Linked DNA regions of Homo sapiens: region 1 is linked to region 2. Evidence: chromatin contacts called from ENCODE Hi-C or POLR2A ChIA-PET data. All regions are on one chromosome and are shown on one strand. The core of a region is the stretch at or near the end of the contact, and the rest is flanking DNA. Distances in the headings are between cores, read along the strand shown.

Region 1 (3,550 bases), core at 1,017-3,516, 93 kb before region 2:
AATGGTGCAATCTCAGCTCACCGCAACCTCCGCCTCCCAGGTTCAAGCAGTTCTCCTGCCTCAGCCTCCTGAGTAGCTGGGATTACAGGCATGCACCACCACGCCTGGCTAATTTTGTATTTTTAGTAGAGATGGGGTTTCTCCATGTTGGTCAGGCTGGTCTCAAACTCCCAACCTCAGGTGATCCACCTGCCTCAGCCTCCCAAAGTGCTGGGATTACAGGTGTGAGCCACCATGCCCAGCCTATCAAGAGCTTCTTAAGGGAAAGATCCTGTCCTTTTGATCTTTGGTCTCCCACCTCAAAATTCTCAGCACCCTGTGAGGCATTAGGCGCTCAGTAAACAAGAAAGGGAAGGAAGAAGATGTAGTGAACTTACAAGGCATAGATACCACTACCGCAATGACATCCCCACCCAAGGTACCGCTCCACCCTATTCTAGGTCTGATCCCTTTCTCTCCTATCTCTGAGCATTGCACAGGCCTGTCAAGCAGCTCTTAGAATAAGAGTTCTGATTCTTTGCACCACAGCAAGTATTCCTCTTTTGCCTTTCCCCCTGCCCCTTTCCTTCCTCCCTCTTTTTAAAAGGTGATCTTGCCTTTCGGCTAGTACAATGTGCTGCACTGAACCAGCGTGCCAGTCAGTCTGTGGAGAATCAGAGAGAATGAATTTGAATAATAAAAGCCAGAACAAGGCGATACCTTGGAGAGAGACTTGGTGTAGTACCTTCAATTTAGAACCTCATTTCAGTGGCTAATGCAGTTGTTGGAGACATTAGCCTAATTTTTGCCAGGAGAGTCCAGCAACACAGCAGTACTAAACATGGGCACAGTGGACCCTGCTCATCTCAGAGACAAAGTGTGGAGAATGAAATTAGCAGCACTGCACTTCTGGTGCAGAGGAAAGCAAATTCTCACTCCCCTCCCCCAATTCATTACCAATCATCTTTAAAATGAAAAACACAGACATGTGTGTGGGAGTCAGCATAAGCATGAAGTTCAAGGGAAGCCAGGACCCTGAAGAAACTCCCAGGAGGCACTTATGGACCATGGGAAAGTTAATTTCAAAGGACATCCAATAAATGCTGCCCTACCACAGATCTTGTCATTGCCAAGCCCTATTTGCTGCAGGCCTGGGAAGGCTCCAGAACCTGCTGGCAGGTCAGTTTGTTGAGGCCAGAAATGGGAAGGAGAGCCCACAAAGGCCAAACTGGAAGAAAGAGGCTCAGCTCTAGACACATCTACACAGACTGGGGTGAGGGTTCCTACAACAAGTGCTTCCTATTGGCTAGGTTAAAAAGAAGCCACACCTGGTCTGGTCCAGATTTGTCCTAAGTCTCTCCCTGTGTGTCAGCCTCCATGCTGCAGGAGCCAAGCAGCTCAGGACCTTTCACTCTGCTGTAGCTGTGAGCCTTTAAAGACGGCAGCACGTGGCTCAGAGGTAGCAACAATAATTGTAGGTAACAGACTGGGCAGGGGCCTCCTGGCTCCTCCTAGACCACGCCAACAATGGGTCGAGCATGGGTGTCCCTGGCTAGCCAGGCTGAAGAAGGGACTCCTTTCTCTTGTTCTAACAGGCTGGTAGGCCAGAAGTCCTCTCTCTGTTCCTGCTGGTCTCTCACTGCCTCTGATTCCCCAAAGTCCCACTCTGCTCCCTACTCTGTTATTCAGGGTCCTTTTGTCTTGTCCAGAGATGGGTAAAAGGAAGACAAAGTTTAACCAAAGTCTTCACAGACAAGGATTTTCTAGAACCTAATGCCCCTTTTCCTCTCCTCTCCCCTAGCAGAGGGCAAAGGAAAACCCAACGTTACCAGTAACTCACTTTCAACAGTATCACAGCATCACCAGCACTAGCCTGGAGGCCTCAACGACCCTGACATATCAACATAATGACAGACACAAGGACACCTGTATATCCAGATCCTTGAGTGGGTTAGTAAGACTGCCAATCTTTTTGTTTGAATTGATTCCCAGGTAGGCTGTGGTTAAGGATTAAGACTTAAGGCCCAGGCACTCTGCTATGACCTCACTGTATTTAATGCAGCAGTAGGCACATGGCAAGTACCCAAACACCTCAGGACTTGAACTCTTCCTAAGGGTCTCTCTGTGAAGTCCCAGGAACGTGAGAGACTGTCCTCTTTTCCTGACAGATACTGAAGGCCAATCCTAGAGAAGAAGGAAGGGCTGCTTAGAGGAAAAGCGGAAGAAATGAGAGGCTAGGCAACCCAGACTCCACCCAAGAAGCACACGCAATGAGGGGAGCAGGGCAGGGATAGGGCGGCAGGACTCGCTCTCCGTACACACAGCCTGCCTGCCAAAATTTACTGGATGGCAGGAATCCTAGATCCGTGGGTGAGGATTGAGTCATGTTATGAATCTCCTTTTTCTAAGCAGCATGTGAAAAAACTCCTCCATCTCAGGAAGAGAAGGTGGGGAAGAGGGGGGCGATATGTGGGGAAGGTGGTGGTCGGCAACTGGAAGCCCAGATTTCATTCTAATGCCAGAACAGCCTCCTCAAATTACAAGGGGTCCATTCCAGAAGAAGCTAGGCAGGCCAAGGAGGCTGGACTGTGGCTTTGGATAGTCAAAATACCACTGACATGAAACTGTATCATCGCAGTGTTGATAATTTCCCTGGAAGAAGCAAATCCTCCCATAACTATAAATCAATCCCTCACTGCAATTGCAGAAATCTATCAAAAAAAAAATTCAGCTGTTACCAGAAATTCTAAATGCTTGGCACTAGAAGCATAATTAGGGGAGATTCTGAAAGGTGTCCTGAGGCAGGCCATACAAGAACAGAGTAGAAAGGAGTTATATACCCTTAGAAAGCTCATTTAGGGAATGGGCTGTGCATAATGCATGCAGGCCCGGGAGTGCAGACATTCCCTCCCGGCGGCCTGCTCAGAGGCAGGCTGTGAGCCGCGACACTGGCAGATGGCTGCCCCGGTAGCAATCGTGCACGCTCCAACGGCCGCCTCCTCCAGTCCACCCTTGAGCACAGGCTTATGTTCCCAAAAGGGGTGGAGAGCACCAGCAAACATTACCCCCAAAGAATAGTGGCTTTCCCTAGGGAAGGTAAACATTTCCATCAGAAGGCAGAAGCCGGCACAAGGCAATTTCTCTCTGTGCAGGGAAAAGGAGCCGCAAACATAAAGTTGCTCAGTCAAAAGAGACAGATGATCTCTGCAAGCGAAGCCGTGCCAAACTGTCTGTAAAGGATTTGCACATCCATCAGCATAAGTGGCTGTGTAGGGGAGGGGGACGCAGGAGTGGGGAAGGCCCACTCATGGTGCAGGATTCTCAGGACTCAGAAGCCCCAGGAGAGGAGAAGCCAGTTATTTTTCTGCTAGTGCTCTAGCCTGAGCAAAGGTATAGCAAAAGGCTTGATTTCCAGCAGATTCTCTCTGCTCTCTCAATCCTCCCAATCCATACTCAAGGTCTGTCCACTTCAAGCCTCTGCATTCACAAGGTTTTGGGGCCACTGGCTATTCAATCTTGAGCCAGCCACTTCTCCTTCCCACTGGCATCCTCCACCTTTTTAAAGTCACGT
Region 2 (3,710 bases), core at 217-2,716:
AAAAAACTTGGGTGGGGTGAGAGCAGAAAAGACACACACACACAACAAAATATCTTTCACAATGTCAAAAAAAAACCTGTTTATATGCCAGGCGAGGTGGCTCATGCCTGTAATCCCAGCACTTTGGGAGGCCGAGGTAGACAGATCACCTGAGGTCAGGAGTTCGAGACCAGCCTGATCAACATGGAGAAACCCTGTCTCTATTAAAAATAGAAAATTAGCCGGGCACGATGGCGCATGCCTGTAATCCCTGCTAATCGGGAAGGTGAGGCAGGAGAATCGCTTGAACCTGGGAGGCGGAGGTTGCTGTGAGTCGAGATGGCACCATTGCACTCCAGCCTGAGAAACAAGAGCGAAACTCCGCCTCAAAAAAAAAAAAAAAAAAAAAAAACTGTTTATAAACACATCACTTTCTTCTCTTAGCAAATATGTAAGTTTCATTCTCCTCCTGTCTACTTAGTTTGGGTTAACTTAACCCCCGCCCCATCTCTCAGATCATGTTTTTATTTAGGTTTATTGAGGTGGGAAAGCCAACTGAACTTTAAACGAAGCCAGGCATTTAAGAATATTAGAAAACTGATCTTACATATATAGGTAGTCAAATATTTTTAAAAGACATCAAATGGCATTCTAATTCCTCCGGTGCAAAGAAAGCCCCAGCCTCACACGTGTTAGCATTTCCTGATTCCTGGCTTTTCCCACTCAGAGCCCCATTCCAGGGGCTCATATGTCAAGTCATTCTCTCCTGACTTCTGAAGCAGGGATTTTCAAAGCCAGGATTCCGGGACCACCTGAATGAGAACCCCCTGGGGTACAGCTGCCCACGCACCATCTTATCGGAAATCCCAGGGAATGGAGCCCAAGGCTTATGCACAAAGCCCCTAGACGATCCGAGAGATAACACTAACCAGTCTGTAACCTCTAAAGGCAAATTTTCCAGGACAAAGAAAAACAAGCAATAAGAGAGTGACAATAATTCCACATGGGAAGAGACACACGGGTCTCGGAGATCAACACCAAACCACCCCTTCTTCGGACAGATACGGAAACTTAGGCTGGGAGAATGAAACAGGCAAGGGCACTAAAAACAGGTGCGGAGCCAAAGCCAATCTCAAATTTCCACGGCCCCATCTCCTGCCAATAAAGAGGTGAATGGAGACATTCTGAGTGGGAAAGATAAGAAAGGTAGGCCTTCGGCAGGGAGCCCCGGGCCCACTTGGACGTCCCGCTTTGGAGACACTAGTGAGGATGTGTGGGTCCCCAGAACACTGCTGGGAAGGCGCCGAGGCCGCCGGCAGGAGGAGGCCCAGGAAGCGCCCTGAGCCCCCCGCCCAGCTCCAGGGCCGGGCGGCCCTCACCGCCCCTACCTTCGGCCTCCGGCAGCCGAGTGGCAGACACAACTCCCACAATTCCAGGCGGCCGCGGCGGCGACCAGCTCCCCCTGCGCAAACGCGGCGGCGACCGTCTGAGCCGGTGAGCTGGCAGCTGTCACGCCGCTCGCGGCCTCGCCCAATCGCGGGCCGCCAGACCAGCGCGCGGCGCCCCCCGCCCCGCACCGAGGTGGGAGCCCCGCCCCTAGCCCCGCCCTCTGCAGACTCTTGCACGAGCTGCCCCCGTGCCCCTCCCCTTGGGGGGAGGGAGGGCTGAAGAGATAGCTTCACGCCTGCTTTTGCTTCCAGGCTGGAACTGCGAAGTTTCCTGTCTGATTTTCCAACAATGTAATTTCTTTCTAGCGGAAGGACCCTCAGAAAGCAATCAGAGGGGTGCGGAGTAAAAATAAATCAAGTTCTTGTGACTCAGTTTGGGACAGAAGCCGAGAGTCTCCAGCAATAAAATTTCTCGCAAATTCATGCAAAATAGGACACCTTTAAGCCACTCACTTTATATACTTGTGTAGATTTTTTACAAGGACCAGTTATTTTAAAAATAGCATCAGGTGGCCGGGCGCGGTGGCTCACACCTGTAATCCCAGCACTTTGGGAGGCCCAGGCAGGCAGATCACTTGAGGCCAGGAGTTCAAGACCAGCCTGACCAACATGGTGAAACCCCCGTCTCTACTAAATATACAAAAATTAGCCAGGCGTGGTGGCGAGCGCCTGTAATCCCAGCTACTTGGGAGGCTGAGGCAGGAGAATCGCTTGAACCCACCAGGCAGAGGTTGCAGTGAGCTAAAATCGTGCCACTACACTCCAGCCTGGGTGACAGAGTGAAACTCTGTCTCAAAATCTAATAAAATAAAATAAAGGTCACTTGCGATTCTGATTTTTTTTTAAGACAGAATCTGTGTCCCCCAGGCTGGAGTGCAGTGGCAGGATCTTGGCTTATCACAGCCTTGACCTCCCAGGCTCAAGGGATCCTCCCCCTCAGCCTCCATCCAGTAGCTGGGACCACAGGCGCGTGCCACCGTTGCCAGGCTAATTTTTTTTTTTTTTTTTTTTTTACAGACAGGGTCTCGCTATGTTGCCCAGGCTGGTGTCAACGCAGTTGTAATTCTGCTGTACCAGTGAATATCATGCTTTCTGTACCAGGTGCTGCATATATATTTTATTTACTTATAACGTCCTCTGAGCAGAATGGTCATCCCCTTTTTATAAATGGAGAAGCTGACGCTCAAAGAGGCTAAAGGAGTTATACAAAGTCATACAGTCAGGAAGTGGTAGAACTGGGAGTTAAAGCTAGATTTAAGTGTCTCCAATGTCCTGTTCTCTTTCCACTATTCCACTTTTAGACCTTCCCCTTGCCTAGACATGCTTAACCTGATGAATAAAAATGACTGCCCCCTCCTGCCCTCAGATCCCCCACATAGTGATTCCTGGTCATTCATGAGTGGAGAAAACAGTAATCCAGACAGTTACCTCCCCAAATGGCAAGTATTTCCCAATAGCAAACAACCTATTTCTGGACTTCCCTTCCCTTTTCCATGTACTCTATGAGCTTCTAGCAGACAATTTACCTTCTTGATTATGTTTACTTCAAGCAGATGGGAAACTGACTTCATAGCCACTGAGCAAACCTTGGTTACTAGTATGGGAAGGGAGAACAAGCCCCTGGGCAGTAGTTCAGTGAATAGTGCCAGTTTATGAGAAAGGTCTAGATAAAACACCTAGGGCCTGATTTGGAAAGAGAACAGCTCACTTTTCCCCTGGAACACCCAGGAGACCAGTGAGAAGAACTGGGCCTAAGAATAATTCTAGCTTATGTCACTGCCTAGTACCATAAGTACAGATAATAAATATTCAACAAATATTTCATGAGTGATAAATTAGAGAATGAACATATAAATTATAATAAGACTGGCACGAGTTATAAAAAAGATGTTAATAAAGTGCTACAAGAGTAAGAGCCTTAAAAATAGAATAAGCTCAAATCTTATAATAGCATGAATAAATGAATGCTTGGGCCAAGAGAAGAGTCCAGCTGAACACAGCTGCCAGCGCTCAAAGCGGGGCCTTTCTCCTTGGGACGGATCTAACCAGCTCAGGTATGTGGTAGGAAAGGGATAGTCTGTCTCCCACTGCCACCCCAGGCCTGGTCTCCAAACCTTGAAAAGCTCTGCCATGGTCTGAATGTTGGTGTCTCCCCTAAATTCATACATTGGAACCTCATATCCAATGTGATAGTATTAAAAGGTGGGCAGGTTGGGCCAGGCATGGTGGCTTCCGCCTGTAATCCCAGCACTTTGGTAGGCCGAGGCAGGCGGATCACAAGGT

What was found. A loop is a pair of places that touch in the nucleus more often than their neighbours do. ChIA-PET counts read pairs that join two places held with the same protein, here RNA polymerase II (POLR2A). Pooled maps may share reads with other maps.
Region 1: a loop to region 2 is called in a map of ascending aorta, with 5 times the contacts of the local background. The contact joins the enhancer-like site here to the promoter of SIL1 in region 2. A Hi-C loop is called at or near these places in 7 of 168 maps with a recorded cell type or tissue (aorta, ascending aorta, dorsolateral prefrontal cortex and 4 more), 7 of 37 single-sample maps with no recorded cell type and 18 of 50 pooled maps. POLR2A ChIA-PET finds 5 or more read pairs at or near these places in 4 of 52 experiments (K562, activated CD4-positive, alpha-beta T cell, activated CD4-positive, alpha-beta memory T cell and 1 more).

What each region holds. Positions count from the first base shown.
Region 1 is chr5:139,102,770-139,106,319 of GRCh38, forward strand. The region is part of intron 3 of SIL1 (SIL1 nucleotide exchange factor); the gene reads right to left. Among named protein-coding and RNA genes, the nearest start is that of SIL1, 94 kb to the right of the region's middle. Within about 2 kb of position 2,267, at least 15 of the 41 ENCODE cell types and tissues checked have a DNase peak (open chromatin) inside an H3K27ac peak, as active enhancers do; they include ascending aorta, dorsolateral prefrontal cortex and tibial artery, where a contact is called at or near this core.
Region 2 is chr5:139,196,902-139,200,611 of GRCh38, forward strand. SIL1 (SIL1 nucleotide exchange factor) reads right to left here and starts at 1,467. Exons shown (of 10, transcript NM_022464.5): 1 at 1,368-1,467. RefSeq lists a silencer at 1,143-1,672.